2 separate regions of the Homo sapiens genome follow, and region 1 is linked to region 2. The links are chromatin loops, found by intact Hi-C in ENCODE. Cell type or tissue: tibial artery. All regions are shown on one strand. Each heading gives the region's core, and the rest is flanking DNA. Links, peaks and the distances in the headings are about the cores only. Region 1 overlaps HLA-E (major histocompatibility complex, class I, E). Region 2 holds the start of VARS2 (valyl-tRNA synthetase 2, mitochondrial).

Evidence for each region. Peaks named below come from ENCODE experiments on the same cell type or tissue, not always from the same donor. Only the 100,000 strongest peaks of a DNase experiment are listed, where the experiment ranks them.
Region 1: a loop joins it to region 2, with 22 times the contacts of the local background. A loop is called at or near these places in 3 of 110 quality-filtered maps.

What each region holds. Positions count from the first base shown.
Region 1 is chr6:30,491,927-30,507,754 of GRCh38, forward strand. It overlaps HLA-E (major histocompatibility complex, class I, E), which reads left to right. Exons shown (of 8, transcript NM_005516.6): 6 at 478-510; 7 at 615-657; 8 at 823-2,268. The coding sequence ends at 655. Among named protein-coding and RNA genes, the nearest start is that of HLA-E, 10 kb to the left of the region's middle. In tibial artery, for the core only: no CTCF peak of the experiment used is centred there; no DNase peak of the experiment used is centred there; H3K4me3 peaks cover 975 bases.
Region 2 is chr6:30,909,667-30,917,760 of GRCh38, forward strand. It overlaps GTF2H4 (general transcription factor IIH subunit 4), which reads left to right. Exons shown (of 14, transcript NM_001517.5): 4 at 266-397; 5 at 999-1,095; 6 at 1,187-1,275; 7 at 1,492-1,603; 8 at 1,765-1,833; 9 at 2,018-2,101; 10 at 2,348-2,480; 11 at 2,662-2,792; 12 at 3,444-3,491; 13 at 3,643-3,721; 14 at 4,145-4,440. The coding sequence ends at 4,317. It overlaps VARS2 (valyl-tRNA synthetase 2, mitochondrial), which reads left to right and starts at 4,572. Exons shown (of 30, transcript NM_020442.6): 1 at 4,572-4,678; 2 at 5,144-5,371; 3 at 5,490-5,571; 4 at 5,689-5,789; 5 at 6,080-6,201; 6 at 6,315-6,381; 7 at 6,486-6,583; 8 at 7,212-7,293; 9 at 7,439-7,558; 10 at 8,029-8,094. The coding sequence starts at 5,171. In tibial artery, for the core only: CTCF peaks have their summits at 4,658 and 6,011 (motif pointing right); DNase peaks (open chromatin) are centred at 4,240 and 4,595; H3K4me3 peaks cover 1,952 bases; H3K27ac peaks cover 4,031 bases.

The DNA.
Region 1 (15,828 bases), core at 1-8,000, 420 kb before region 2:
GCTGGGACTACACATGCGTGCCACCACACCTGGCTAATTTTTTTTTTTGTATTTTTAGTGGAGATGGGGTTTCACTATGTTGGCCAGGCTGGTCTCGAACTCCTGACTTTGTGATCTGCCTGCCTCGGCCTCCCAAAGTGCTGGGATTACAGTCGTGAGCCACCGCACCCAGCCGCACCTACTCTTTTGTAAAGCACCTGTGACAATGAAGGACAGATTTATCACCTTGACGATTGTGGTGATGGGGACCTGATCCCAGCAGTCACAGGTCACAGGGGAAGGTCCCTGCTGAAGACAGACCTCAGAAGGGCAGTTGATCCAGGACCCACACCTGCTTTCTTCACGTTTCCTGATCCTGCCCTGGGTCTGCAGTCACAGTTCAGGAAACTTCTCTGGGATCCAAAACTAGGAGGTTCCTCTAGGACCTTATGGCCCTGCCTCCTCCCTGGCCCCTCACAGGACATTTTCTTCCAACAGGTGGAAAAGGAGGGAGCTACTCTAAGGCTGAGTGTAAGTGCGGGGCGGGAGCGTGGAGGAGCTCGCCCACCCTATAATTCCTCCTGCACCACATCTCCTGTGGGCTCTGACCAGGTCTTGTTTTTGTTCTACCCCAGGGAGCGACAGTGCCCAGGGGTCTGAGTCTCACAGCTTGTAAAGGTGAGATTCTGGGGGTCTGAAGTGGGTGGAGGGTGGGGCAGAGGGGACAGGACTGGGTTGTGGGGATTTTTTGATTCAGAATTTTTGAGTGTGTGGTGGGCTGTTCAGAGTGTCATCACTTACCGTGACTGACCTGAATTTGTTCATGACTATTTTCTTCTGTAGCCTGAGACAGCTGCCTTGTGTGCGACTGAGATGCACAGCTGCCTTGTGTGCGACTGAGATGCAGGATTTCCTCACGCCTCCCCTATGTGTCTTAGGGGACTCTGGCTTCTCTTTTTGCAAGGGCCTCTGAATCTGTCTGTGTCCCTGTTAGCACAATGTGAGGAGGTAGAGAAACAGTCCACCTCTGTGTCTACCATGACCCCCTTCCTCACACTGACCTGTGTTCCTTCCCTGTTCTCTTTTCTATTAAAAATAAGAACCTGGGCAGAGTGCGGCAGCTCATGCCTGTAATCCCAGCACTTAGGGAGGCCGAGGAGGGCAGATCACGAGGTCAGGAGATCGAAACCATCCTGGCTAACACGGTGAAACCCCGTCTCTACTAAAAAATACAAAAAATTAGCTGGGCGCAGAGGCACGGGCCTGTAGTCCCAGCTACTCAGGAGGCGGAGGCAGGAGAATGGCGTCAACCCGGGAGGCGGAGGTTGCAGTGAGCCAGGATTGTGCGACTGCACTCCAGCCTGGGTGACAGGGTGAAACGCCATCTCAAAAAATAAAAATTGAAAAATAAAAAAAGAACCTGGATCTCAATTTAATTTTTCATATTCTTGCAATGAAATGGACTTGAGGAAGCTAAGATCATAGCTAGAAATACAGATAATTCCACAGCACATCTCTAGCAAATTTAGCCTATTCCTATTCTCTAGCCTATTCCTTACCACCTGTAATCTTGACCATATACCTTGGAGTTGAATATTGTTTTCATACTGCTGTGGTTTGAATGTTCCCTCCAACACTCATGTTGAGACTTAATCCCTAATGTGGCAATACTGAAAGGTGGGGCCTTTGAGATGTGATTGGATCGTAAGGCTGTGCCTTCATTCATGGGTTAATGGATTAATGGGTTATCACAGGAATGGGACTGGTGGCTTTATAAGAAGAGGAAAAGAGAACTGAGCTAGCATGCCCAGCCCACAGAGAGCCTCCACTAGAGTGATGCTAAGTGGAAATGTGAGGTGCAGCTGCCACAGAGGGCCCCCACCAGGGAAATGTCTAGTGTCTAGTGGATCCAGGCCACAGGAGAGAGTGCCTTGTGGAGCGCTGGGAGCAGGACCTGACCACCACCAGGACCCCAGAACTGTGGAGTCAGTGGCAGCATGCAGCGCCCCCTTGGGAAAGCTTTAGGCACCAGCCTGCAACCCATTCGAGCAGCCACGTAGGCTGCACCCAGCAAAGCCACAGGCACGGGGCTACCTGAGGCCTTGGGGGCCCAATCCCTGCTCCAGTGTGTCCGTGAGGCAGCACACGAAGTCAAAAGAGATTATTCTCTTCCCACAGATACCTTTTCTCTCCCATGACCCTTTAACAGCATCTGCTTCATTCCCCTCACCTTCCCAGGCTGATCTGAGGTAAACTTTGAAGTAAAATAAAAGCTGTGTTTGAGCATCATTTGTATTTCATTTGTGCGTTTTGTGCCTTGTTGTTTTAATTTTTTAACCACATTCAAGCTATCCTTTGGCTTCCAATGCCATGGTCCACCCAGAACTGCATTCACTGGCCCATGTTCTAGTTCTGGTCATGCCGACTTTCCCGTTTTCCTGGTGAATCCCTGTAATCACCTGAGTCTCATTCTGTCAGGTGATATCCAGTAAGAAGGCAACATGTGCGGTGAGAAAGCCCAGGGAGTCCTGGGTGTGAATTTTTACTTTGCCATTTCTTCCTGTGTGACACGCGGTGGGGCTTCACCTGTCTGAGCTCCAGTTCCTCATCTTGTACGTGGCACTGTTTTCTTGGGAGAGTCATTATAAAGCTAATATAAAGTACCTGTACTGTGGTTTGAATGTGTCCTCCAAAAAGCATGTGTTGGAAACTGAATCCACAATGCAACCATATCGGGAAGTGAATCCTAATGGCTGGCTGGCCATGGAGGTTCCAACTTTATGAATGGATTAATACTGATTATAAAAGGGCTTGAGGTTGAGGCAAGTTCAACCTCTTGCCCTCACTCACCCACTTGCCTTTACCAAGAGATGATACAGCAAAAAGACTCACCAAATGCCGGGATCTTGATATTAGACTTCTTATCCTCCAGAACCATGAAATAGGCTGCTTTGCTTTATAAATTACTCAGTCTGCGTATTATATTACAGCAACACAAGATGGGCAACCTGATACTTAGGTTTCAGTTAGTGGTAGATATTTTTATTTCAAGCATTCCTACTGGAGTATTAGTTTCTTCATAAGCCCAGAATCTTTGCATTTTAGCAACAACAAATAAGTCTTTTTTTTTTTTTTTTTTGAGACTGAGTTTCACTCTTGTCACCCAGGCTAGAGTGCAATGGCATGACCTTGGCTCACTGCAAACTTGGCCTCCCAGGTTTAAGTGATTCTCCTGCTTCAGCCTCCCAAGTAGCTGGGATTACAGGCGCCTGCTACCACGCCCAGCTAATTTTTGTATTTTTAGTAGAGACAGAGTTTCATCATGTTGGCCAGCTGGTCTCGAACTCCTGATCTCAGGTGATCCACCCACCTTGGCCTCCCAAAGTGCTGGGATTATAGGCATGAGCCACCACGTTCCACCAGAAGTCTTAATTAATGCAAAGAAAATCAATCTATAGATTTGATGGAAATTTGGACTCCTATATCCTACTTTTTATCCCACTCCTATATACTACTCATAAGGAGTATAGAACTATTTTCCTTCTCTACTTGGTCTGCCCATTTCTACTTCCTGCCATATCGGCAGGCTATGTTTGCCTCACCTCAAAGATCTGCCTTCCTCAGTTTTAGATCTTAAATCTTTTTAAGCCAGACTCCAAGGGATCTTTAACAAATATTTATCGAACCCTTCCTGTGTTCAAAGAATGTTGTGAGGTCCAGGGTGGGACTAGGGGGCGAGAAAGGTTCCTGCGCTGAAGGAATCTAAGATTTAGTAACAATGAATAAACAGACTTGAAGATAACTATTGTGGTTAGCGCTGAAAGAAACGTACAAAATGCCAAAAGTCAAGGAGGAAACTATGTTTTCTAGGACAGTGGTTCCCAACATTTTTGGCATCAGGGACCGGTTTCATGGAAGACAATTTTTCGGAGGGGTGGTTTTGGGATGATTCAAGCGCGTTACCTGTATTGTGGACTTTATTTCTATTATTACATTATAATACATAATGAAATAATTATACAACTCACCATAATGTAGAGTCAGTAGGAGCCCTGAGCTTGTTTTCCTGCAACTAGACAGTCCCATCTGAGGGTGATGGGAGACACTGACAGGTCATCAGGCATTAGATTCTCATAGGAGCGAGCAACCTAGATCCCTCGCATGCACAGTTCACAATAAGATTCACACTCCTATGAGAATCTAACCCCACTGCTGATCTGACAGGAGGCAGAGCTCAGGCGCTAATGCTTGGTCACCTGCCACTCACCTCCTACTGTGCAGCCCAGTTCCTAACAGGCCATGGACCGGTACCAGTCCATGGCCCAGGGCTTGGGAACCCCTGTTTTAGGAGACTTAGGTTTTTCTAAAGGAAAAAATGTTTGAGTTATGCTTTGAAAAATGTAAGACACCACTGTAGATGTTTTAATCAGGGAATTGGGTTATTACCAAAAAAAAAATGTTGGAAGATGAAAGAGCAGGTTCTTTATGCCTCCTGGCTTGACCCTGGAACAATTTAGAACCAGCCCAGTGAGGCATGTACTCCCCATGAGGCCACACAAGAGCTGTGCTTTCTTAGATCTGGATCCCACTACCACATAGGGGTTCCTGGGCACCTGGACACCAGGGAAGAGGGGTCAACCAGGTCCCACTCCTCTGGCATGACACTCAGTGATTCAGTCAAGATACTGTTGGGAAAACAGCCCATGCCATGGGACTTCCCCATGGTCGGAAAAGTCTTGAATAGCTAAAAGCAAAACAGGATAGTTAGGCTGCATTATGTAGATAATGGTGACTCATGGGCAGGCCCTGCCTCCTTGGGCCATTGTATGTGAACAGATCTTTGTGTGATTATGGGATAATTCTGGGTTCTTTTCTCCATGTGCCTGTTCTTAATTGGCCCAGGAGAGGGAACCCAAGGGAAGGAGGAACCCGAGTGATCTTGTCCTCTTTTGACATCTCATTTCTAGCCACAAGGTTATGAATCATAGATCTCCAGAAGTCAGTGGTCCTAGAGGAAAAAAGCATCTGCCATAGCAGCAGAATGACAGGGAGACAGCTATTCCTATTACTAGAGTTTTAACAGCCCCTCTCAGCCAGCTAGCCCAGACTAGGATCTTAACGGGGGCTGGGACTTACTTCCATATATTGTAAATGATGTAACCTTGTCTTCATGATGACCTTAAATATATCTTGATGAACAGTATAAGAAAGCAAATGAAGCCTGGGCGCGGTGGCTCACGCCTGTAATCCCAGCACTTTGGGAGGCTGAGGCGGGTTGATCACCTGAGGTTGGGAGTTCAAGACCAGCCTGACCAACACGGAGAAACCCTGTCTCTACTAAAAATAAAAAATTAGCTGGGCGTGGTGGCGCATGCCTGTAATCCTAGCTACTCAGGAGGCTGAGGCAGGAGAATCGCTTGAACCCAGGAGGCTGAGGTTGTGCAGTGAGCCAAGATCACACCATTGCACTCCAGCCTGAGCAAGAAGAGTGAAACTGCGCTTCGAAAAGAAAGAAAGAGAGAGAGGGAGGGAGGGAGGAAGGAAGGAAGGAGAGAGAAAGAAAGAAAGAGAGAGAGAAAGAAAGAAAGGAAAGAAGGAAAGAAGGAAAGAAAGGAAGAAAGGAAGAAAGAAAGAAAGGCAAATGATCACTTAGAGGATTTTGTTTGGTAGTTAAAACCATTTTGAAACAGAGGGAGGGAAGAAATCACCTATGCTTCCTCAGTGGTAAAGAGACTGGGAACCACCACGCCAGAGTTAGAAAATATGAGGCAACAGAAGGGCTGTTATATGTAGTGAAAATTTCCAAACCCGGTCCCCTGGAGGGAATACTTGGTGACTGGGCCTTAGAGGAAAGAGATGCTTGTCCAGCCCATTGCCTGTGTGTCCAGGAGAGACTGTGCCCACCTTGAGAGACTGAGAGAAGACCCTAGTGAGGAGAAGCCCCCAGGCCAGCCGTCAGCACAGGGCATTGGAGGTCCCCAACCAGCTCCAAGTCCTGAACAGAGCACAGCCTCCAGAGGTTTGTACTGTTCATACCCAGCAGAGGCTGTGTGCCAGCCCTCCCCATGCAAATCAGCGTCCCTGCAGGGTATGTAAAGGACCTCTACCTATGCTTTCTATGGGGGAACAAATATCCCATGGGACACTGAAAGACTATGGAACATTGTAGAACATGTATTTACCAAACTGTGTCCAACTCAGAGCCTAAATTGTTTATTGGTGCTGTTTCAACCAGTACACGTGATTCTTTTTTTTTTTTTTTTTTTTAGTATTTATTGATCATTCTTGAGTGTTTATCGGAGAGGGGGATTTAGCAGGGTCATAGGACAATAGTGGAGGGAAGGTCAGCAGATAAACATGTGAACAAAGGTCTCTGGTTTTCCTAGGCAGAGGACCCTGCGGCCTTCTGCAGTGTTTGTGTCCCTGGGTACTTGAGATTAGGGAGCGGTGATGACTCTTAATGAGGATGCTGCCTTCAAGCATCTGTTTAACAAAGCACATCTTGCACCGCCCTTAATCCATTTAACCCTGAGTGGACACAGCACATGTTTCAGAGAGCACGGGGTTGGGGGTAAGGCTATAGATCAACAGCATCCCAAGGCAGAAGAACCTCTCCCAGTACAGAACAAAATGGAGTCTCCCATGTCCACCTCTTTCCACACAGACACAGTAACAATCTGATCTCTCTTTCTTTTCCCCACATTTCCCCCTTTTCTATTCGACAAAACCGCCATCGTCATCATGGCCCGTTCTCAATGAGCTGTTGGGTACACCTCCCAGACGGGGTGACGGCCGGGCAGAGGGGCTCCTCACTTCCCAGACGGGCCGGGCAGAGGCGCCCCCCACCTCCCGAACGGGGCGGCTGGCAGGGCGGGGGCTGCCCCCCACCTCCTGGACGGGGCGGCTGCCGGGCGGAGACGCTCCTCACTTCCCAGACGGGGCGGCTGCCGGGCGGAGGGGCTCCTCACTTCTCAGACAGGGCGGCCCGGCAGAGACGCCCCTCACCTCCCAGACGGGGTGGCGGTCGGGCAGAGACACTCCTCAGTTCCCAGACGGGGTCGCCGCCGGACAGAGGCGCTCCGCACATCCCAGACGGGGCGGCGGGGCAGAGGCGCTCCCCACATCTCAGACGATGGGCGGCCGGGCAGATACGCTCCTCACTTCCTAGATGGGGTGGTGGCCGGGCAGAGGCTGCAGTCTCGGCACTTTGGGAGGCCAAGGCAGGCGGCTGGGAGGTGGAGGCTGTAGCGAGCCGAGATCACGCCACTGCACTCCAGCCTGGGCAAGATTGAGCACTGAGTGAGCGAGACTCCGTCTGCAATCCCGGCACCTCGGGAGGCCGAGGTGGGCAGATCACTCGCGGTCAGGAGCTGGAGACCAGCCCGGCCAACACGGGGAAACCCCATCTCCACCAAAAAATACAAAAACAAAAAAAACCAAAAAAAAAACCAAGTGATTCTTTCTGCAGAGGACATCTTGGCTCTTGGCACTCCACCACAGACTTGGTATGAGATCCTGGCTGAGCACTTTTTTTTTTTTTTTTTTTTTTTTTTTTTTTTTTGAGACAGAGTTTCGCTCTTGTTTCCCAGGCTGGAGTGCAGTGGCATGATCTTGGCTCACTGCAACCTCCGCCTCCTGGATTCAAGCGATTCTCCTGCCTCAGCCTACGGAGTAGCTGGGATTACAGGCATGTGCCATCACGCCCCGGCTGATTTTGTACCTTTAGTAAAGACGGGGTTTCTCCATGTTGGTCAGGCTGGTCTCGAACTCCCGACCTCAGGTGATCCACACACCTTGGCCTCCCAAAGTGCTGGGATTACAGGCGTGAGCCAACGCACCCAGCCTGGCTGAGCACTTTCAAGTCTCATTCCTAACATCTGTCAGTTAAGCTGGGATAACAATTATCTGACTGACTGCACGGAATTCTGAATGAATTGAATTGGATAATACATGTAAATCCTTGTGGTGGGAATTTGGGTGCCATTTTCTTTGCATTATGAAAATCCAGGTCAACTCTTCTTTCTTCTCCCAATTGTTTTTATTGCACATCTATAAAAACAAGAAAAGAATTTTCTTGCTTTTCTTTTTTTTGAGACACAGTCTCGCACTGTCGCCCAGGCTGGAGTGCAATGGCACAACCTCTGCTCACTGCAAACTCTGCCTCCTGGGTTCATGCCATTCTCCTGCCTCAGCCTCCTGAGTAGCTGGGATTACAGGTGCATGCCACCACGCCCAGAAAATTTTTTGTATTTTTAGTAGAGACGAGGTTTCACCGTGTTAGCCAGGATGGTCTCAATCTCCTGTCCTCATGATCTGCCCACCTCCGGCTCCCAAAGTGCTGGGATTACAGTCATGAGCCACCGCGCCTGGCCAAGAATTTTCTAATAAACAAGAAAAACCTCACCTGTAATCCCACTACTTGGTACAATAATCATACTTATTTTTCTTTATTTCCTTCCAGTGTGAGCAAGGACAATTTAGCTTTGGGAACCCACAAAGAAACCATTTCAATTAAAAGCACAGGAAGCCCCACCAGTCCCATGAGGTTTTTGCCACCCCTAAGTAGTTCCATATGAGAAATTAAGAGTAGCGATGCTTGCTTTGAGGAATTGGAGGGAAAACTAAAATGAAAGTTGAATTTGGATAAGAGAAAAATCAAGGGCACTCACTCTTCCCAACCCCAGCCTGTCTGACTCTCTCCCCATCATCCTCCTCACTACTTTCAGGCAGGGTGGAGATAGCACCAGGGGGAGATTCTGGGAGACAGGGCACTACTGCAAGAACAGCAGGACAGCCCCACTGGTGGCTGTGGGATGCTCCGTGGCCCTGCCTACTGCTGTTCTGGAGGATGCACCGCCTCGCTTTCCTTTCTGGTGTTAGAGCCAGGTGACTCTGTCCAAAGAGTAGGTTCTTTTTCCCCACAGAGGCAAACAGGAAACGTTTCCTTTCCTAACTAGCTCTGCCTAGTGCCTGGAATCTTACTGAGTCAGTCCCGCAGTAAGTCAGCAGCTCAGGAAATCTACCCTCTCTGAGCCTCCCTGCAGTTCAAGCTGCTTAGGGAACTTGATATTTTCAAGACATCTGTCTACACATGGGCAGCCCAGCCGCCGAGTTAGTGGTGGCAACCAAAGCGAACAGAGGACTTGGCTTCCTGAAAACAGAGGCAAAGAAGTATAGCTATCCAACCTTCTGAGTCTTGTCTCTATATGGAGATGCCCATATGGACAAATAGGGTCTGGACAAGGGGAAGGGTTAACATGAGAAAGTCACATGATTTCTGCTATGCTATTCCTCTGTGCGCTTACCCTTTCTGTTTCTAAATATTTCAGCTAAAAGACAATAAATACTGCAACCCTTACATTCCTTCAGCCCTGCTTTCACTTGTCCTGGGTGTCCTGACTGTCATCTTCATTCATTTATATCAAACACCATTCAATCAATACTTACTACAAGCAAACTATATGTGAGATCAAGAGTACTATTCAAAATAGTTGACAGCTGGTATGGCAATGGAAATTAATATATAAATAAAATTTTCCCAATTATGCTATTTTTCTGTCCTAACTAAATGATTATAAAACTACTTACCAAGTGACACAGTTGAAATATAAATAATTTCTTAAATAGTTATAACAATTTCCAAATTATTTATTGATTTTTAAACATTTTTTGCATTTCTTAGGTGGTAATTATTGGTTAAGTGATATATGCCTATGTTAGCCATGATTTGACAAAAGAGCCTTGTATAAGCTTCTGATAATTTCCCCATTAAATTGTTTGTATATTATGACGTATGTAATCAACTATATTGTTCATGGTGCCAAATCCTCTCTCACTTTAGCAGCTATGTTAAAGATTTTTTAGCCCTTGAACTGCTGTCTGAAATTCTTTTTCTTTCTTTTTTTTTTTTCTTTTTTTGAGACAGTCTCACTCTGTCGCCCAGGCTGGAGTGCAGTGGTGCGATCTTGGCTCACTGCAACCTCCACCTCCCCGGTTCAAGCAATTCTCCTGTCTCAGCCTCCCGAGTAGCTGGGATTGCAGGCACATGCCACCACGCCCAGCTACTTTTTGTATTTTTAGTAAAGAGGGGGTTTCACCACGTAGGCCAAGCTGGTCTCAAACTCCTGACCTCAAATGATCCACCTGCCTCGGCCTCCCAAAGTGCTGGGATTACAGGCATGAGCCACCACGCCTGGCCTAGAAATTCTTTTTTTTTTTTTTGAGACGGAGTCTCCTGTCGCCCAGGCTGGAGTGCGGTGGCGCGATCTCAGCTCACTGCAAGCTCCTCCTCCCGGGTTCACGCCATTCTCCTGCCTCAGCCTCCTGAGTAGCTGGGACTACAGGCGCCTGCCACCATGCCTGGCTCATTTTTTGTATTTTTAGTAGAGACGGGGTTTCACCATGTTAGCCAGGATGGTCTCGATCTCCTAACCTTGTGATCTGCCCGCCTCGGCCTCCCAAAGTGCTGGGATTACAGGCATGAGCCACCGCGCCCGGCCTAGAAATTCTTATTATTTAATATCTCCGTTCACTCCACCACAAAAATCAATTAATAAAAGCCATCTTTAATAAGTAGGCTTAATTGTATTGATTAAATTAAAAATTGTCTTGATTTAATTGGTTACATCTATGAAGCTTTGTAAACATCCTTCATGGTTGACTTAATTTAAAAATTTTAAGTTCTTAATATATTTTACTTTTGTCATCAAACTACAATTGCAATCACATAAATTATTAGATAATCTAATTGACTTTTTCTCTTGAAGTTGACATTTTTCTTTCAAATGGTATATCATATTTTTAAACAATACTATCTACTTTTTCCCCTTTGCTTTATGTATTTAATTTTATATATTAACTGATTCTTATTTTTCTACAATTAATCCAGCTTCTGTAATTTTTAATATTTCCTCTGGAAAGGATAAAGATAACATTGACATCTCTGTTAATATATAAGTTATTAACGTCAAATTTCTGGGAAAAAAAGTTTATGTCCTAAACACTTACTACTCCCATTTCACAACTTCTATTAAAGTGAATATAAAAGGTTTGGTACAATTCCCTAATGCTCTTGGCATCCCACTATTACAGAGTGCCCAAATATGCTTTCTAGTTTCATGACTTCAATTCCAGTATCTTTAGAAATATTTTTAATTTTCCCAAATGCTTATTTCATATGTAGTTGTGAATATAAAGTTTAGTGAGGCAAATATTTGAAGTAATTTTTCATTTAAACATTTTACTGCATCATCCTGACATCACTGAATACAGTAACTTATATAGTACCAATTTAAAATATAAAGAGACTTTTTTTTTTTTTTTTTTTGAGACAGATTGTCGCTCTGTCACCAGGCTGGAGTGCAGTGGCATAATCTCTGCTCACTGCAAACTCTGCCTCCCAGGTTCAAGCGATTCTCCTGCCTCAGCCTCCCAAGCAGCTAGGACTATAGGTGCATGCCACCACGCCCAGCTAATTTTTGTATTTTTTTGTAGAGACAGGGTTTCACCATGTTGGCCAGGATGGTCTCAATCTCTTGACCTCGTGATCTGCCTGCCTTGGCCTCCCAAAGTGCTGGGATTACAGGCATGAGCCATTGTGCCTGGCCATATAGAGACTTCTCTAAAACTTTGGCTTCTCTGAACTTTCTCTGTGACATATACTAGAACCATCTGTAGCATTGTGTAACCATTTCACATCAAAACCACTTTTCTTGAGCACTGATGAGTAAGTAAGCTTGATACATCATTTCAGTTCCTCAGATGAGCAAAAATCATTAGTTTTATATCATCAGTTTTATAAGTCTGAAATTTAGTATTTAAGTCACTAATAAAAACACATTTTTGTGGCCGGGCGTGGTGGCTCACACCTGTAATCCCAGCACTTTGAGAGGCCAAGGTGTGCGGATCACGAGGTCAGGAGATCAAGACCATCCTGGCTAACACAGTGAAACCCCGTCTCTACTAAAAATACAAAAAATTAGCCGGGCATGGTGGCAGGCGCCTGTAGTCCCAGCTGCTCGGGAGGCTGAGGCAGGAGAATGGTGTGAACCTGGGAGGTGGAGCTTGCAGTGAACCGAGATCGCGCCACTGCACTCCAGCCTAGGTGACAGAGTGAGACTCCGTCTCAAAAAAAAAAAATTTTTTTTTGTTACATAATTGAAGCTTTCTTGGTGATGATTGATTGCCTAGATTTATAAATTTACTAAAAAGTTGTCTCATCATGGTAGATATACGTTTTGTGACCATTGTAACCATTAATGTAGACTGCAATGATATGCACTATTTACAACCTTTTTTAAGACTCTATTTAGCAGTAGACTAATTACACAGTAGGTAATATTAGCATTCTAATGGTACTTTTTCAATGTTTTGTTCTTTTTATGATACAAAGTATTTCAGGGGATTTATTATTTCAAAGACTTCATTATGTGAAGCTCATTCATAATATTCTTCAAATTCTTCTTATTACTAGTTTTTCCCTGAATTCTGAGCACCGACAATATGCTAGAACATTCACCTTTTCACACATCCACAAGATGTGTGCTTTGCATATCGTTTTCATTTAATATTTACATTTCAAGCAATAATCAGCTACCTGTGAGTTTTGTCAAAATTATCAGGGGTTTTTTGTTTGTTTGTTTTTTGACATGGAGTTTTGCTCTTGTTGCCCAGGCTGGAGTGCAATGGCGCCATCTCAGCTCACTGCAACCTCCACCTCCTGGGTTCAAATGATTATCCTGCCTCAGCCTCCCCAGTAGCTAGGATTACAGGCATGCACCACCACACCTGGCTAATTTTATATTTTTAGTAGAGACAGGGTTTCTCCATGTTGGTCAGGCTGGTCTCGAACTCCCAACCTCAGGTGATTCACTCACCTTGAGCTCCCAAAGTGCTGGGATTACAGGCATGAGCCAATACACCTGGCCAATTATCAGGTTTTTAATTAAATTTTAGAAATGTGAATTATTGTTTCCTTTGAACTGAATCTTATGCAATACTGAAAGCATTCCCACCTGCCATAATCTTTGCATATCAGTTGTTCCAGGCTGTGATTCAATATTAATACCATTGGTTTCATGATTTGTCTCAGATTCAGAAGAGTCATGTTTACAGTATCTAAAAGCAATGTTTAAAATGTATGTAGGCCTGGCACTGTGGCTTATGCCTGTAATCCCAGCACTTTGGGAGGCTGAAGCTGATGGATCACCTGAGGTCAGGAGTTTGAAACCAGCTTGGCCAACATGACGAAACCCCATCTCTACTAAAAATACAAAAATCGGCTGGGCGCGGTGGCTCATGCCTGTAATCCCAGCACTTTGGGAGGCCAAGGCAGGTGGCTCACCTGAAGTCAGGAGTTCAAGACCAGCCTGACCAACATCGTGAAACTCCGTCTCCACTAAAATACAAAAAATTAGCCAGGCATGGTGGTACATGCCTGTAGTCCCAGCTACTTGGGAGGCTGAGGCAGGAGAATTGCTTGAACCCGGGAGGCAGAGGTTGCAGTGAGCTGAGATTTCGCCATTGCACTCCAGCCTGGGCAACAAAAGTGAAACTCTGTCTCAAAAAAAAAAAAAAAAAAAAAACCCTTCTGTCTCAAAAAAAAAAAAAAAAACCCTTCTGTCTCAAAAAAAATAAAATAAAACAAAAATATAAAAATTTGGTGGGTGTGGTGGCACACACCTGTAGTCCCAGCTACTCAGGAGACTGAGGCAGGAAGATCGCTTGAACCTGGGAGACAGAAGTTGCAGTGAGCCGAGATCACACCACTGCACTCCAGCCTGGGCAACAGAGTAAGACTCTTATCTCAGAAAATAAGTAAATAGATAAATAAATAAAATGTATTTAAACTTTGTCACTTCACTCTTACTGTTTACTATTCTAAGTTCTTGAATTTATAGATATCAAAACACTGCACAGTTATTATTTCCAGATGAATAATAACACAATAACAATAGAAACAAGGAAAAGCCAAACAAATATACTATTTATAAGTTACAGCATGTGAGGATAACAATTAACTGATGATTTTCCTAAACCACAAAACAATGAATGTACAATGGTGACATGGCTGAACCAGCCGGTGGTGCCATAAATGATTCTCAGATGCTGCAGTGCAGGAGACCCATCCATTGATGATCACTGTGATAGACTAAGACAAATAGTTAATTAGTTAATGAGATATTAGAATTTCTAGTACTTATTAATTTTACCACCTATCACGATAACCATTCTATTTTCTGTAACAATCAGTATTGGCTGTACTAGTGCACACTGGCTGGATGCCAGTGTGTAAGACAATGCCATAAAGGGCTATATGAGCATTAGCTACTATGCTATGACTTTTAACATTGAGTTGATTAGGTTCAAGGGTCAGGTGGGGCACTTTTAGAAATTACAGTAACAGAGGCCCTCAGGAGGTAGGATTCCCTTTTCTTTTTGGAGACAGAGTCTTACGCTGTCACCCAGGCTGGAGTGCAATGGCGGGATATCGGCTCACTGCAACCTCCGCCTCCCAAGTTCAAGCAATCCTCCCACCTCAGCCTCTTGAGTAGCAGGGATTACAGGCATCTGCCACCACGCCTGGCTAATTTTTGTATTTTTATTTTTATTTTTGTTTTGAGATGGAGTTTCATTCTTGTTGCCCAGGCTGGAGTGCAATAGCGCAATCTTGGTTCACCGCAACCTCCACCTCCGAGGTTCAAGCAATTCCTGCCTCAGCCTCCTAGGTAGCTGGGATTACAGGGATGTGCCACCACACCTCGCTAATTTTGTATTTTTAGTAGAGACGGGTTTTCTTTTTTTCTTTTTTTTTTTGGGGGGGATGGAGTCTGGCTCTGTCGCCCAGGCTGGAGTGCAGTGGCACGATCTCGTGAGGATGGCTCACTGCAAACTCCATCACCCGGGTTCAAGGGATTCTTCTGCCTCAGCCTCCCAAGTAGCTGAGATTACAGGCGTCTGCCACTGTGCCTGGCTAATTTTTATATTTTTGATAGAGACGGGGTTTCACCATGTTGGCCAGGCTGGTCTCAAACTCCTGACCTCAGGTGATCAGCCCACCTTGGCCTCCCAAAGGGCTGGGATTACAGGCGTGAGCCACCGTGCCCGGCCAAGGCAGGGTTTCTCCATGTTGGTCAGTCCGGTCTTGAACTCCCGACCTCAGGTGATCCACCCACCTCGGCCTCCCAAAGTGCTGGGATTACAGGTGTGAGCCACTGCGCCCGGCCTAATTTTTGTATTTTTAGTAGAGTAGAGCTGTGATCATGCCACTGTACTCTAGCCTGGGTGACAGAGTGAGATGAGACCCTGTCTCTTAAAAAAAAAAAAATGGCCAGGCGCCATGGCTTATGCCTGTAATCCCAACACTTTGGGAGGCTGAGGCAGGTGGATCACTTGAGGTCAGGAGTTTGAGACCAGCCTGGCCAACATAGTGAAACCCTGTCTCTACTAAAAATACAAAACTTGCCAGGCGTGGTAGAGGGCGTCAGTAATTCCAACTACTTGGGAGGATGAGGCAGGAGAATCGCTTGAAGCCAGGAGGCGGAGGTTGTAGTGAGCCAAGATCCCCCCATTGCACTCCAGCCTGGGCAACAGAGCAAGACTCCGTCTCAAAAAAAAAGAAAGAAAGAAAAGAAAAGAAAAGAAAAGGAAATATGCAGTCTATTTAGGAAAGAATGCATGAGTTTGTTCATAAAGCATAACAGTGGGCGTGGGTAACCAATGAAGACTGCTCGGAATATCCATTAAGCACAAATTCCTGCGAAAATACATAAGACCACAGGCACCAGATTCCACAACAAAGTGTGTGTGTGTGTCGACATGCATGTGTGTGTGTGTGCACGCACATGCATG
Region 2 (8,094 bases), core at 95-8,094:
GCATATTGCCTTTTCCCTTTTATTTATTTCCCAGCTGAGATCTTGCTTTCAAATGTATCTTCCCTCTTAAAGAGTTATGTGTGATATCTGTAATGAGGCTCTGATAAGTAATGCAGTAAAGAATTTGTCTTAGGAAGATACTAATTTCACTCTGTGGAACAGTGTTCCAAGGGTCAGCAAGTTCAGAACAGGCAGAGATGGTGGCTTTTATGGGCCTCCTTTTTGTTTTCCAAATACCCTACTCACCTCTCTGCTTCTGTTCCAGGGCTCAGGAGGAAAGTACAGGGCTGCTGAGCGGCCTCCGGATCTGGCACACACAGCTGCTCCCAGGCGGGCTCCAGGGCCTCATCCTCAACCCCATTTTCCGCCAGAACCTCCGCATTGCCCTTCTGGGTGGGTATGTCACTTCTCTCTCTTCCTAAGCTAGGGCAGGGGAACTGCTGCTTATTAAACCACTAATTAAACTTTGGGAGGGGGAGCTCCTGGGGGCCTCCCCAGAACCTTGTGGTCTCCACGTTGGGAACTCCTTTAGGAGTAAGTTGGACCAGATGTAGTGTGTGGTGTAGGAAATGTCCCCCACTCATGGCCCCTGAGGATAAGGGTGGAAAGATGGCAGAGGGCAGCAAGGAACACAGACAGGGTTCCTTACTCTTTTTTTGTTGTTCTGTTTTGTTTGTTTTTGAGACAGAGTCTCACTCTGTCACCAAGGCCAGAGTGCAGTGGTGTAATCTTGACTCACGGCAGCCTCTACCTCCTGGGTTCAAGTGATTCTCCTGCCTCAGCCTCCTGAGTAGCTGGGATTACAGGCACCCACCACGACGCCAGGCTAATTTTTTGTATTTTTAGTAGAGATGGGGTTTCGCCATGTTGGCCAGGCTGGTCTTGAACTCCTGACCTCAAGTGATCCGCCCATCTCGGCCTCCCAAAGTACAGGGATTACAGGTGTGAGCCACTGCGCCTGGCCAGGGTTCCTTACTCTTGGCCCATCCTGGCCGTAGGGGGAAGGCCTGGTCTGATGACACAAGTCAGCTGGGACCAGACAAGCATGCCCGGGACGTTCCCTCCCTTGACAAGTACGCCGAGGAGCGATGGGAGGTAAGCACTTGGGAGTGTGTGTGTCTCTGCTTGTGCTTCTACTTCCCATGGCCCTTGGGGCATGGTCTCCCTGTTCTCTTCTGTTCTTCAGGTGGTCTTGCACTTCATGGTGGGCTCCCCCAGTGCAGCTGTCAGCCAGGACTTGGCTCAGCTCCTCAGCCAGGCTGGGCTCATGAAGAGGTGAGGAAGCCGGAGGTACAGCAGCTCTCTGCTGTGCCATCTCCTTGGGTCCCTAAGAAATGGTATCTGGGGCTAGTCAAGATCAGAGGACATTAGCTGGAAAAGGCAAGCTGAGTAGAATATAGCCAGAGATACCAAGAAAAAACGTGAGTGGACAAGTGGGGATAGTAGTCTTTCTCTGCATATCACCATCATTGTCCTGGTCTTTGTCTCTAGTACTGAACCTGGAGAGCCGCCCTGCATTACTTCCGCTGGCTTCCAGTTCCTGTTGCTGGACACCCCGGCTCAGCTCTGGTACTTTATGTTGCAGTATTTGCAGACAGCCCAGGTGAGGAGGCAGGGCCACTTAACCAGCATGCTCTGCTCCTCTCAGGTCTCACTGAGAGACTCCTGCCTACAGACTGTTCCCTGATTTTCTCTTCTCTGTCCCTTTCTTCCCATTGTCTCCCTCCCATCCCTCCTCCTTTGTCTCTGCCTCTTTCTCCCTAGAGCCGGGGCATGGACCTGGTAGAGATTCTCTCCTTCCTCTTCCAGCTCAGCTTCTCTACTCTGGGCAAGGTAAGCAGGGGGCTGAAAGGTATAGAGATGGGAAGGGGAAAGCAAGTTGTGGGGCAGTAGAGTAGACTGAGAAGATAAGAATGAAAACAGAACGAACAGAGATGGAGAAAGAAAGAATGAATGTATGGGGTTGGGGGTGGGTGGGTTGTGTTTTGGACCCCAGCTGGAAACCTCTGTTCCTCAGGATTACTCTGTGGAAGGTATGAGTGATTCTCTGTTGAACTTCCTGCAACATCTGCGTGAGTTTGGGCTTGTTTTCCAGAGGAAGGTATGAGCGCCTAGATAAGTGGCTTCCAGGGAAGAAACAGGGTGGTGTGTTGCCTTTGCCTTTAAAAAGGAGTGGGGTCTTGGGGCAGTAGCAGGAAGCAGTTGCCAGAACTGAATACTTGGGTCTCTCGGGGGAGAGAAGTTGGGGGTTGAGGTTCTGCATCTTGGGAGGGATCTGATATTTCAGGCAGGAAGATGTAAGGCAGTGACTTCTGAGACAAGGCATCTGCCTTTCTATTCTTTTCAGAGGAAATCTCGGCGTTACTACCCCACACGCCTGGCCATCAATCTCTCATCAGGTGTCTCTGGAGCTGGGGGCACTGTGCATCAGCCAGGTTTCATTGTCGTGGAAACCAATTACCGACTGTATGCCTACACGGGTGAGGCGGGACAGAGGGCCCCTGGAAGAGGAGGTTGGGGGTGAGGGAATGCCAGTTTATGTTCGTGTTTACCTGGCAGTCTACAGAGCTCTCTGACATTTCTCATGACACTTGAAAGAAGGGCTTGAGGGAGTCTGGGTGTGGGGGTGGCCTCCTCATCCTCTTTCTATCCCTGGCTCAGAGTCGGAGCTGCAGATTGCCCTCATTGCCCTCTTCTCTGAGATGCTCTATCGGTTCCCCAACATGGTGGTGGCGCAGGTGACCCGGGAGAGTGTGCAGCAGGCAATCGCCAGTGGCATCACAGCCCAGCAGGTATTCCCACTTGGGAGAGGTGGAGCAGGAAGACAGGCTGCACTTGGGCTGCGGGGGACAGGGGTCACATTATGGAAGGCTAGCTCTGAGTCTGTTATAATAGGTGGTGGTGAGTTGTCTGTGTTTGAAGAGAAATGAAGGCTTTGGGTGTGAGAATAGGTAGACCCTTGAGGGGAAAAAAACATGGAGGGAGGAGGTATAGATCTGGATTTGTGCCTCGGCACTGCCACATCCTAACTGCGTAAACTAGACATAGTTGTTTTGCCTCTGTGAGCCTCAGTTTCCTCATCTAGTAAATGACAGTTCTTACCTCAGGGTTGCCGGGATAATTCATTGGAAGAATAGGGGCAAAGCATTGAGCTCAGCACCTGTCATGCAATAAATGCTAAAAAAAGAAAATAGTAGCTGCTGCTATTTTAAAGAAAGAAAAACAAAACATTACTGGAAAGGGCGAATGTGCCAGAAAAGGAATATCCCACGTTGCTGGGAGCAGCAACGTGGGATAACAGCTGAACTGGGATGGGTGGAGTTGATGACAGGAGTTATGAGTTTTTAGAATAAGCTGATGTTCCAGTGACATTAGGTGACAGCTCAGATGGCTTTCCTGCCTTCTTGCTGGAGCCCTCATGCCATTCTTGTCTGTTTTCCTAGATAATCCATTTCCTAAGGACAAGAGCCCACCCAGTGATGCTCAAACAGGTATAGACAGGCTCCAAGATGTCAGAGGCTGGCAGCTGGTGATGACATGATGGAAAAGAAAAAGGGGCATCCAAATCTGGGGAAGAAACAGAGGGCCGGGTTGTCTGGGGCAGTATTCTGAGTCCCTACAGTCAACCCTTGCTCCTTGCAGACACCTGTGCTGCCCCCCACCATCACCGACCAGATCCGGCTCTGGGAGCTGGAAAGGGACAGACTCCGGTTCACTGAGGGTGAGTAGCTTCTGGTGGCCAAGTCTTGGTCATTGGCCAGAGAAAGGGCAGACAGTTCAGTCTGCATTTTATTTTTTACTTCATGGACTAGGAGAGAAAAGCTGGCAAGACAGTTTTTTGTTGTTTTGGGGTGAGTCGGTAGTAAACAAATCGTCCCAAATCAATGCACTTTGGATTTGGCTAGGTGAGGGAATAATTCACAGTAATTTGTATTAGGCCTTTCTGAATATGGCTGGATCACACTGGTGTTAAGATGAACCCCTGAGCAGACAAGCATAGAGAATTAGTTTGTAAAATTGCGGTGGGGGCAAGCCCAGACCGCGTCCAGGGCTGCCACCAAGGAGCTGGGGGGATTCCCAATAGGAGCTCCGAGCTTCACTTTCTCGTCTTCTCCCCGCGCCCCTCCCGTCCTGCCGACCCCAGGTGTCCTGTATAACCAGTTCCTGTCGCAAGTGGACTTTGAGCTGCTGCTGGCCCACGCGCGGGAGCTGGGCGTGCTCGTGTTCGAGAACTCGGCCAAGCGGCTCATGGTGGTGACCCCGGCCGGGCACAGCGACGTCAAGCGCTTTTGGAAGCGGCAGAAACATAGCTCCTGAGAGCGCGGGACTTGGACACGGACCTCGGCGGGCGGGACTGGGCGGGGCGGGGCATCAGAACTCAGGTGTTTTTTATTTACGCGTCAGGGCTTTTCTTGTTTAATAAAGTTATGATAGCTAGCAGTGCGGTCCCGGGCGCCTCCCCGTGGGGTTTGCCTTCGCGGCGGACTCGCTCCTCTGGTCTACAGCCTTTGGACCGGTAGGGAGAGGGTGGGGCCAAAGCCAGCTGCTGCGCATGCGCCGGCCGGGGCCCCGCCCCCATGCGCCGCGCGGCTCCAGGGCCACGTTCCAGGGTCGGGTTTGGTGGATTCCTCAGTCCCTGCCGCCGCGGGGCGCCCTGGGATAGCGGCGGGGCCTCCTGGTGAGCGCGCGCCGGGGCGGCCTCCGGGAAGTGGGAGACGCTGCGGGTCCTGGGCCCAGGCCTTGGGATGGGCGGGAAGGCTTGGCCGCGCCGGGCTGTGGGCACTGCAGGAGGCCCCTGTGCAGGTGGAGATCGCCGCGGCCCTGGCGGGACTCCTTGCTGGCTCTTGGGCGCGCTGATGCCCATCATCTCCCTGAGTTTCTGAGCCCTATCTCTCATGTGTCAGTGGTCACCGCCGAATCCAGACACTCCGGCCCTGTTCCGGAAGAGCCCTGATATCCGTGGCTCCATGGCGCTGTCTGTCGATACCATGCACTCTAGCTCTCAAGGAGGAAAGGTTTTGTGGAAGGGAATAGAGACTTGGAATAACAGACCTGTGCTAATTAGAGACAGGAAAGATGGAACAAGGGGAGTGACCCTTCTCCACCCCCATATCCTAATGTGCTCTCTCTCTATCCAGAACAGATCTCGGCCCCTTTCCAAACACTCCTGATGCCTCATTTGCCTCTCGCCTCTTTTCGACCACCATTTTGGGGGCTGAGGCACTCACGGGGCCTCCCCAGGTTTCACTCCGTTTCTACACAGTCGGAGCCCCATGGATCTCCCATCTCCCGGAGGAACCGTGAAGCCAAACAGAAGCGCCTGCGAGAGAAGCAGGCGACTCTGGAGGCTGAGATAGCAGGGGAGAGCAAGGTTAGGGGTCAGACAGCTTGTCCTTGGGTTTCTGAGACTTGAGAGGGGCTGGAGGAGACCGGCTGAAATGCAGTCTGGGGTATACTGGATCCCAGCCTCTTCTGCTTTCTCTTCTCAGTCACCTGCAGAATCCATTAAGGCCTGGAGGCCTAAGGAGTTAGTATTGTATGAAATCCCTACGAAACCCGGTGAAAAGAAAGGTAAGTAGAATAAGTAAGAAGGCCTTTTCTTTCACATATGTGTTGCCCATTTGGCCTGCCGAAATGCAGCCTGGGAACAAGTTCAGTGGTTAGTGGAGCTCTCCTCTGCCTTCACAGATGTCTCTGGGCCCCTGCCTCCTGCATACAGCCCCCGATATGTTGAGGCTGCCTGGTACCCGTGGTGGGTACGAGAGGGCTTCTTCAAACCAGAATATCAGGTTAGTATCTGGCAGGGAGGGGTCCTAAATTGTCTCCAGGACAGAGTGGCCCTTGAATACAACTGGACCTCAGAGTTGAGCTCACATTGTAGACCTTGTCTTCTTTCTGGCTCTGGTGTCTCCAAAGATTTCTCTTGGCAGGTTCCCCCTGGCCAATTCCCTCCTCTCCACTCTCCTCTTATTTGCAGGACAGTTCTTCCTTGAAGTTCTTTCTGTTCTGGAGACAGTAGAGGGTGCTCTTTCCCCAATCCAATTCTCTCTTGCCCCTTTGACTTTTTTTCTTCCTCTAGGCCCGGCTGCCCCAAGCTACAGGGGAGACCTTTTCCATGTGTATCCCACCTCCCAATGTCACTGGCTCCCTGCACATTGGCCACGCACTCACGGTGGCCATACAGGATGCCCTCGTGCGCTGGTGAGAGGGGAGTGGGGGCTGCTTGAGTTCTTGGAAGGGAAATAGGAAGGGCAGGAATGAGTGAGGATAAACATTTAAGCTCAGGGGCTCACAGGAGGGCATTTTTGTTGCAGGCACCGGATGCGTGGGGATCAAGTGCTGTGGGTCCCTGGTTCAGATCATGCAGGAATTGCTACACAAGTATGTCTTTTGTTACCTGTTCCTTTTCTTGGGCAAAAGCAATTTCTTCCCCCAAAGCAACCAAGCAACCTGACTCTGTTCATTTGCCCTGAATCCAACTGCAGGCTGTGGTGGAGAAACAACTGTGGAAGGAACGGGGAGTGAGGAGACATGAGCTGAGCCGGGAGGCCTTCCTTAGGGAGGTGTGGCAGTGGAAGGAGGCGTGAGTATGATGGGCAGGACTCGGGGGGCCCAGATGGCAGATTTGGTTTCTTGCCTCCCACCACTATCACTCCTGACTTGTAATCCTTGGCTCTTCCCGACACAGCTCTGACTTCCTCAGAGATGGAAGCTCTGGAGCCTGTTAACATTTGGTGGAGTTTCTAAGCCTTATGTGTGTGGATATTATATATGCATTAGAATATTCGTGTGTGTGTGTGTGTGTGTGTGTATTTATATATATATATATATTTTCTTTCTCTTTACTTACCCCAATTTCTCTTGTCTAAATCTCACCTTCTTCCACTCGCCCATTCCCACCTTTCAATTCCCATGGAATTACCCTCATTCTTCTGGGTCTGTTATCTCATGCCATCTCTGTGAAGCATCCTTGGATTTCCCACAATATGGCTATCCCTCCTCTCTTCCTATAGAATCTTTTGCCTCTTTTAATATCTTAGAAAACCCCATACTGGGTTTGTAAGTCCATTTCTATTAGCCTCTAGAGGCTAGATCAATGCCATCCTCACTTGATTTTCCTCCAACACCTGGCATTGCTGGGGGCATCGCTGGGCCTGGTACATAGGAAGTGCTTGGGAAGTGTTTGCTGACAAGGATCTCTCTGGGCACAGGAAAGGTGGAGAGATCTGTGAGCAGCTGCGAGCTCTGGGTGCCTCCCTGGACTGGGATCGAGAGTGTTTTACCATGGATGTTGTGAGTGTTCTGTGCCTTGGTCCCTGTGAGTGATGGGCGATGTTTAGGGATCTGTGTGGGGCAGGGAGGAAGCAATGCCTGGGTCCCTGAGCAGGGTGATGGGCTGAGAAGTGGCTCTTAGAGGTGGACACTCAGGTCATTCCAGGGCTCCTCAGTGGCTGTGACTGAAGCTTTTGTGCGGCTCTACAAGGCGGGGTTGCTGTACCGGAACCATCAGCTTGTCAACTGGTCATGTGCTTTAAGATCAGCCATCTCGGACATTGAGGTGAGGCGGAGAGAGGGAAGCAGGTTTGTGAGAGCTCTGAGGCAGAGTGGTCAATGATTAAGAGCTCAGACTCTGGAGCCAGGGTGCCTGGATTCAAATCTGATGCCTGCCTGTTACAGCTGTGTGGCTTTTGGCAGGCCGTTTAGTCTCTTTAAGCCTCAGCTTCCTCAGTCTGTAAATTAGAGATGATGGAATGCTTGCATCGTGGGGGTGTTGTAAAAATTAAATGAGAATTCACATAGGTGCTTGGCAAGATACCTGGCCATGGCTTAAGTGCTCAGTGAATATTTATTAGAAGTGTGACTGCACGAGCATTGGGTGAGGGCAGAGGGAGGTAGCTCCCGAATCCTCCAAATGGCTTTTAGATGGATTGCAGGGAGGCTGGGCAGATGGATGAGTGGCAGAGTGAAGCCTGGGCATGAGCCTTGCAGAAAGGCTGCCCTCTGACCCAGCTTTCTCGGTGCCTCCAGGTGGAGAACCGGCCCCTGCCTGGCCACACACAGCTTCGACTGCCTGGCTGCCCCACCCCCGTGTCT